Regions from separate parts of the Homo sapiens genome. Here region 1 is linked to region 2. A link is an interaction called in ENCODE POLR2A ChIA-PET data of the cell type or tissue named here. Cell type or tissue: PC-3. All regions are shown on one strand. Links, peaks and the distances in the headings refer to the core of each region. The heading gives the core; the rest is flanking DNA.

Region 1 (4,409 bases), core at 229-4,228, 230 kb before region 2:
TAATCAGTGTTATTGCTCCTGTCATTCAGAATCTTCTTAATTATTGATTTGGATTAATTACCTGGTGAACATTTAAAGCCAATTCAAGGGGAGAAAAAGAACAGTATATTGATTAGCACCATTACTGAGGATATCATTTCAGTTTGTCTTAGACAGGGATCCCCCAGGTATGTATAATATTGGCCTTGAGAAAATGTAATTCTGCCATACAAAGTCTAATTCAAATATAATGGCATTTATGTTTTTATCAATGTAACAATAATTTACATTAATTACATTCTTACTATGTGTTGGAGACCATATTAGTACATTGTAAACACTGTCTTGCTTAATCCAATAATCTCATGGGGATATTTACTATTTTATCTCCACTTTACAGTTGAGGAAACTGCTCAAATCACTTTTCCAATTACTCAGCTAGTTACCACAGTTAGGACTTGCACTATGTTTTTAGCTATTATACTTAGACATACAAGTTGAAGGCAGTTCTTGATGTTTTAAAGTAATTGTTGTAAAGACAGATACATGCACACCCACATGCAGAAAATACTCCTTTTTCTAATAGATACTAAACTTTAAAAATAAAGTCAGTGGTACGCATTAAAAATACGTATGTTCAAATCCGTAATGGAATATCAAGGGGAGCCTGGAAATATTTTGAAAATAAACCTTTTTGGGGGTGATGTGAGAGACAGTACCCGGGCCTCTGCAAAAATGTTTTTGATATGAGAATACTGCACTAAGGGCACCATAGTCTACCCCAGGGCTGCCTGATACAGCTATATGCAGTGATGAAAATGTTCTTCATTTGCAATGCCCAGTATGGTTGTCTATTGAGCACTTGAAATAAGCGTAGTGCAAATTAAAAACTGAATTTTTAATTTTTAAAATCTTAATTAGGTTAAATCTAAGTAGTCATATGTGGCTATTGGCTACGGTACTGCCAAGTGCAGGCTAATCTGCACTTACTCTGCTTCTTTCTCTCTCTCCCTTTACTCCCACCACTCCTTCCTTCCTGCCTGTCTGCCTGCCTGCCTGCCTGTCTTCCCTTCTTCCTGCTTTCCAATAAAGAGAATAAATATAAAGTTTGGATCAGACAAATAAAATTCGCTTTTTAATAATCTGAGTAAATGCATGCGTTTTTCCTTCTTAAATGCAAACAGTAAATAACAACACCTACTTATATCATTATTTTTAGGACTAATGAGACAATAACAGATCCTGATTATGGTAATTTTTTTGAGCTAATTAGATAATATATGTAAAGCATCAAGTAGACTTCCTGCTATAAATGATGATCCATTGGTGATGATAATGATTATGATGATGGTGATACTGACACTAATGCTGTATTCATTTAGCAAATGGGATAGAAGGAGGTCCCCATTTCTACATCAGTGTCTCATGTGGTAAAAAGATTCAGATATTTACTCATTGATGTAGTAATATATTTCCTGTCAATAAAGCCATGTGTGTATATAGTGATTTATTAGTATGGGGTAACTGCTCATGTTTGAGCATGTCGACATGCTTTTTGAGTTTAGGGTTGAAATATTAGCCTTGTGTTACTAGTAATAAAACGAAAATCCAGTGAGAGGGATTTGCTGCAGATCACATAGAATTTGTACTCAAGTTCCTGTCTTCTTTTCCATCTACTTCTCTTTCTGTGTTATCATAGTTCCCATAAAAAAATAATATGAAAGACTCTAAGATTCAATGAAAAACATAAATTTTGTGGGATTTCTTCATAACTTTTTGACACAAAATAAATAAGATGTTAGAATCAGTGGTTGAGTACGATCAAAACTCCAGATGAAATTATTTTTTGCATCTCTTTTTTTAACCAATTATTAGCAGTGCTTTTTAGAGAGCAGCATTTATTTTGTTTAACCTTGCAATGAGAGAGTTTCAGGCCCAGTTTTTTAAATGAGTGTGATAGTAGCCAATGATAGAGAAAAATCCAGTATTCCTAGGGAATAAAAATTGAAGAAGTAATCATCTGGCCTTGGAAGTATGTATCAGCATGGCCAAGTCATGTATCAGCTTCCATCTTTCACTGTTGCCATAGTTCCATGGAGGTGATGGAATCCAATCATGTTCTTTTAAAGGATAACCACTGCTCTGTTCAGGGCACCCTGCTCACTCCGTGGGGAATGCTGGAAGGATGTGGGACCCTGCAAGGCTGCCTCGCTGGAACCAAGGGATTTAGCAAATGCTAGGAAAGAAAAGCAAGTTTAAGCTGGGAATGCAAGTCATTTGCTGAGACGGCAAAACAAGAAGAGAGAAGCCAGAGGATTGCTGGCCATCACAAAGCCAAGGGGCCTAAAGGAGGTGGAAATGCAGCATACTAGAGGCCAGATGTGCTTCCACTCAAACCCATTGGTGGCAAGGGCCTGAGAAGGAAGTGGTAATGAGTCACAAGCAGGATGATACAGTATTAACCCACATCCTTTAGAAGGCTTGAACATCGTCCTTTTGTAGCTGATTCCTGTCTTAGATCAGAATGCCGACTGAGAGACAGGATTTTGACAGAAATAAAATAATAAAGGGTTACCAAGTGAAAGAGTGATAAAAAGTGCTGGAATGGAAAAATATGTAGTACATTTACAAACTCTGGGTCGATTCGAAAGAACAGAACTTTGCTAATGTAAGAGCTGTGTTTGGGGCATAGATTCTGAGATAATATTGGAAAGTTATTCCTCATCCTTTTATTCACTCATTATTTCACTTCTTCATTCATTTCCAAGCATTTTTCTAGAAGCAAGGGACATAGCAACAGATACAACTGACGAAAATCTCTGCTTACATGCATCTTTCATTGTAATATGGGAAACAGACAATAAGTGAGAAAATAAGTAAAAAATAAAGTAGGTTAGATGGTGATAAATACTACAGAAAAATTACATGGGAGGGAGGATCAGGGATTTTTGGGCCGATGAGAAGCAATTTTAAATTGGGTTGCCAGGGAAGGCCTGCAAATCCAAAGGACCTCACTTTTGTATCCAGGGAACAAGACAGAGACCAGTGTGCCTGGATCTGGACCCAAGGGAATGAGAAGGGAGGGTGGGAGGAGATGACGTCAGAGGAGTGATGGGTGGGGACAGAAGATGCCATGGAGTCTCATCGAACCAGCTCGAAGACCTGGACAGAAGAGGATTGCTTCTCCATCCTGGCAGCATGGAGAAGGCCTTGTTCCCTGTGTGATTCCCACAGGAGTGCCGAAGAGCATCCTGCCCCTTTCCTGATGTATCCATTTACAATCCGCACAAGTAAAATTGCAACAGCTGTCCCTCTGGACTAGTTCTTTTCCTTTCTTTCTTTTTCCTTACCTTTCCTTTTCTTGCTTTTTTTTTTCTTTTTGTCTTCAGCAACAGAAATTCATTTTCTCATAGTCCTGGAGGCTCAGGTTCAAGATCAAGATGCTGTTAGGATTGGCTCTAGGTGAGGCATCTCTCCTTGGCTAACAGACACCACCTTCTGCTGTGACGGCAACATGGTCTTTATGCTCACAGTGGGAGAGAAAGAGAGAGGGAGGAAGAGGGAGAGAGAGAAGAGAGCAAAGAGAAGAGAAAGAGATTGAGTGCTCTGGTGTCTTCCTATTCTTATAAAAACACCAGCTCTATGAGATCAGGGCCCCATCCTTATGATGTCATTTAACTTTAATTATCTCCTAAAAGGCCTTGTCTCTACTTACAGTCACATGGGAAGTGAAGACTTCAACATACGAATGTTGGGGGGACACAATTTGGCTCATAATAGTATATGAACTAAAGATGTAGCATTAAAAAATGTCTATATTATACTAATAAAGACCTTACAGACTAGTTACTTTGCATCCACAAAGCTACACTACAAGAAGGAGAAGAAGAAAGATACTCTTACTATTCCCTCCCTCCATTGGGCCAGCCCTGGAGGTTATGATTTCTGTTATTCTTAACACATGTCATAGAGAAATTTGAGTTCAGCTGTGAAGAGCCATTTAAGCCTTTTGAGAAGAAATATACCTTGATCAGAACCGTGATTTAGGAAGATAAACATGAACTGCTTTGTGGGAGGTAGGAAGATTAGGAGAAGGGAGACTTATCAAGTAGATTTTAGAGTACTCTAAGAAAAATTCGATGTGGCTATTATGTGGGACATTGACAGAAGTTTCCTCAGTCAGTACATATTTACTGAGTGTCTACAATGTGCCTGTATCTACTGTAACACATTTATACAGTTCTAGGTGCCAGGAACAAGTCAGGGCTCTTTGTTATTTGCCTTTGATAAAAATGATGACAAGTCAGATTTGAGGAGCTTTAAACCCAGACACAAGAAGACATTGTTTTGATCCAGGCAGACAAGTGACAAAGAGCAAGCGCAGAGAGTAGGAATGGAATAAAGTCTTGGAGTTAGGACAATGAAGCAAT
Region 2 (4,409 bases), core at 222-4,221:
AATAGCTTTTAAATCTAAGAGCTAGGGGATGTAAATATTCCCATTGTATACTTGTAAGATCTAGAGCTGCAAAACAAAAACAAACGTGTCATTTTTATTAAGAATTGATGCTTTAAATAGTTTATTTCATTTTACTTATTAACACATGCGTGTATGTTCATTCGGTTAGCATTTATTGAGTGGCTACCTTGTGCTAGACTCTCTTCTAGGTGTTTGGGGTTCATGAATAATCAAAATAAGTTGGATCCCCTGCCCTCAAAGACCTTATATTTCAGTAGTGAGAAAAAGAAGGCACCAAACATCAAATAAATGTTTGAACACTAGTATGTGGTCAGAATTATGACTAGAATGGCAGAAATGACAAAGAATCATATGCCGCTCCTGATTCTGTAGGGGTTCATTTTATTTGGGAGAAAATTAATATGTAAGAACTTAAATAATAAGAATGTAACTAAATGATTATTCATGTCTTTTCTTGTTGGCTGGGTGAACTACATAGCACACTTATTCTGCGAGTGCTTTAGTAAGGATATATATACACGTTTTATTTAATAGAGAAGTTTTAAATTCACAGAAAAATTGAGCAGAGTACAGAGAATTCCCATATACCCACTGCCCCATGCCTAACTCCTCCCCATTATCAGCGTCCTGCACTAGAGTGGTATACTTGTTGCAATCAATGAACCTACATTGGCACATTATCATCACTCAAAGTACATACTTTACATTAGGGTTCACTTTGGGTGCTGTACATTCTATGGGTTTTGTCAAATGTATAAAGTCACGCATTACTATTATAGTATCACAAAGAACAATTTCATTGCCTAAAAAATATCTGTGTCCCACACATTCATCAATTCCTCCCTTCTAATTTAATCCCTGGTAATCAGTAATCTTTTTACTGTCTCCATAATTTTGCCTTTTCCAGAATGTCATATAGTTGAAATCATACAGTATGTAGTCTTTACAAGTAGGTCTATTTAACTTAGCAATATGCATTTAAGCTCCCTTCATCTCTTTTCATGGCTTGATAGCTCATTAGTAGATACTGTTTTAAATGTAGATGGTTTGGAAGAACTTTTCAAAGAAGGTAGGTTTGACCACGTCTTGAAGAATAAAGCTTATATGGAGAGAAGAGTGGAGTGTAGGTGGGTTTCATGGTGAGAACCTACATATGGAGGTGAAATGTTGAGAACACACTTAGGGGAATGAAGATGGAAACAGTTTGCTTGGGCAGAGTGCTCGCAAGATTGTAGATGGAGGTAAAAGTGGAAAAGGAGGTAGGTTTCAGACTGATTCATTTATAGTGTCCTAGAAAGAATGTGATAGAAAGAAAGAACAGATCAATTCAGCGGAGATGTGCAGGATAGATGGAGGAAGAAAATAAATATGTATGGTTAATATGTATGGTATTTAGATGTTACAGAAATTTTAAATGGCCTGCAATTAGAAATATTTAACATTGTCACATTGGACTCCTCTGAACCCAACCCTCTCAAATGTGGCTGAGATTAATTATTTGGAACCTTAATGAGTTGGTTTTGTGCAATTTCTTCATTTTATGAGTCTAGACACTAATTCACAACTATTCAGTTAGAACCTAGATTATGCTAAGAGGTTTACCGAGTTCAAACAGAAACTTCTCAAAAGTAATGATGTAAAAGGCATGTAGAGATGAAAACCTATGCCCCAAATCACCAGACAATATTCTCTATCTTGTTCTCAGTCTCAATTCACATGCTTCTCAGTCATCTTATATACTGACAGTATTTATTATTAGAAAATACTGAAAACTCTAGCTCAGTGGTGCTTCCCCCCAAAAATGTTAGTACTCATGCAATGTCGAATGCAATTTCAATATGTTCATATACTCCTAGAGAGTGCAGTTAAGAATTGTTGCTCTAAGTAATTAGGTAAGTAGATGAAGCTACTTATTTTCCCTTCTCTTGCTTTATTTTAGGCGAGAAGGGCAAACTGCATAAAGTGCCTGGTAGAGTTTGTGTGATGATCAACAGTAGGTAGGCAGGAGCATGAGAAGGCACTTTATCAATGCCAGGAGTGTGCTTTACTCAACCTGAGTGATTATTTACATGTTAAGCAGTCAGTGTTGTCCAATGTGAAAAATGGTGTCCCTTCTATCATGTGATATTCACATGGGAAACCCCTTAAAATTATCATAACGCATTCTCTAGCCATAATTCTGGTATACTTTAGAAACTTAATTGTATTCATTTCCAGAAACTAGCAATAGTTACAGCAAGAAACAGCATTCTACACCTTTTGACTCTCAGAAAACATTAGATTATTAGATTGGAAAATATACTTCATTCTGGGTAGACTGTCTAAACTATGATATTTGCCTCTAGGTTTGCCTGGTAACTAAAGTCTCTATGGTGTATAAGGCATTTTGTGGCAGGAAAGTGGTATGTTGAGCATTGTCAATGAAGCTCTTCTCCATTAGATAATGAGCCCCAAATAAGAAATAGATGAGTACCTGCCAAAGAAAGAAGCCTCAGAATAGCCTCTGGTAAAGGCAATTTAGCGACTGAGCTCTGCTAATGAGTACATGATAGATGCTGGGGAAAAAATGTCTTTCATCAAGACTGTGTGATTCATCCAGCAAACAAGTATTAGGTACCCATTAACTAGCAAGCTCTATAATAAGTGTCAGAGATTCAGCAGTGAAAAAGATATAATTTCCTGCCCTCAAGGAAGTTTACTGGGAAATTTAGACAGAAAGAAAAGTTACAAAATGCTACTTTGAAAATTAAAAAATTCAAACAGATCTAATTAATTACTTTTGGCAAGTTCTTTAAATGATGACTCTCCTTCTAATTGTTAAGGGATGAGACAAGACTGCAGGTAGACTAGGACACTTACATGAGGCTGATGATGAAGAAAACGACAAAAACTCACCTTACTGACCAACAAACATGAAAACATGCTCAACATTGCTGATCATCATTAAAATAAAAATGAAAATCACAATGAGATATCATCTCACACCCATTAGGATGGCTACAGAGGGAACAAACCTGTACAATGGCAGAAAATATCTGCAAACTATGCATCCAACAAAAGATTAACATGCAGAATCTACAAGGAATTCAGACAACAACAACATCAGCAACAACAAAACACCACATTAAAAAGTGGGGAAAGGAACAATTCTTAAAAGAAGACATACAAATGGCCAAGAAGCATATGAAAAAATGCTCACATCACTAATCAAGAGAAATGCAAATTAAAACCACAATGAGATATCATCTTGCACCAGAAAGAATAATTATCATTATAAAGTCAAAAAATGAAGGTGTCGGAGAGGATGCAGAGGAAAAGAAAAGGCTTACACATTGTTGGTGGGGATTTAACTTAGTACAGTATTTATGGAAAACAGTACGGAGATATCTCAAAGAACTAAAAATAGAACTAACATTCAATCCAGCAATCCCACTACTGGGTCTATATCCAAAAGAAAAGAAATTATTCTATAAAAAAAAGACACCTGGACTTTTATGTGTATAACAACACTACTCAAAATAGCAAAGATAGGTAGTCAACCTAAGTGTCCATCAACAGATGATTGGATAAAGAAGATGTTACATATATATGTATCACACACACACCATGGAATACTACCCAGCCATAAAAAAAGAATGAAATTATATATTTTGCAATAACATGGATGGAACTAGAGGTCATTATCTTAAGTGAAATAACTCATAAGCATAGAGCCAAATACCACATGTTCTCACTTATAAGTGGGAGTTAAATAATCTGTACACATGGACATACAGTATGGATTAATAGACACTGGAGACTTGAAAGGGGGTGAGGATAGGAGGGGGACGACAGATAAATTCTTTAATGGGTACAACGTACACTAAAAGCCCATACTTTACCACTATACAATACAGCCATGTAAAAAAACAGCAACAAAGAAAAACAGTACTAGTAGCCCCTAAATTATACAAATTAAAAAACAAAAAATAACAAGTGCTGTCAAGTATGTGGAGAAATTGGAGTCTGTGTGCATTGTTTGTGGAATTATAAAATCTTGCAGCCACTAAGGAAAAGAGTATGGAGGTTTCTAAAAAAAAAAAAAAAAAAAAAAAAAAAATAGAATTACTATATAATCCAGCAACTTCACTTCTGAGTATATGTCCCAAAGAATTGAAAACAGGGAGTTGAAGAGATACTTGCACATCCATGTTTACAACAGCATTATTCACAACATCTGAGAGGTGGAAGCAACCCAAATGTCCAGCAATGGATGAATGAATAAACAAAACTTGGTAGGTACACACAATGGGATATCATTTAGTTTTTAAAAGGAAGAATTCTGATACATGTTACATGAATGAACCTTGAGAACATTACGCTAAGTCAAATATGTCAGTCACAAAAAG

Evidence for each region. ChIA-PET counts read pairs that join two places held together with the same protein. Peaks named below come from ENCODE experiments on the same cell type or tissue, not always from the same donor. Only the 100,000 strongest peaks of a DNase experiment are listed, where the experiment ranks them.
Region 1: POLR2A ChIA-PET joins it to region 2 with 5 read pairs; 2 of 35 experiments call an interaction of 5 or more read pairs at or near these places.

The regions. Positions count from the first base shown.
Region 1 is chr13:101,518,494-101,522,902 of GRCh38, forward strand. All of the region lies in intron 2 of ITGBL1 (integrin subunit beta like 1), which reads left to right. Among named protein-coding and RNA genes, the nearest start is that of ITGBL1, 68 kb to the left of the region's middle. In PC-3, for the core only: no CTCF peak of the experiment used is centred there; a DNase peak (open chromatin) is centred at 2,398; H3K27ac peaks cover 798 bases.
Region 2 is chr13:101,744,656-101,749,064 of GRCh38, forward strand. The region is part of intron 3 of FGF14 (fibroblast growth factor 14); the gene reads right to left. Among named protein-coding and RNA genes, the nearest start is that of FGF14, 170 kb to the right of the region's middle. In PC-3, for the core only: no CTCF peak of the experiment used is centred there; no DNase peak of the experiment used is centred there.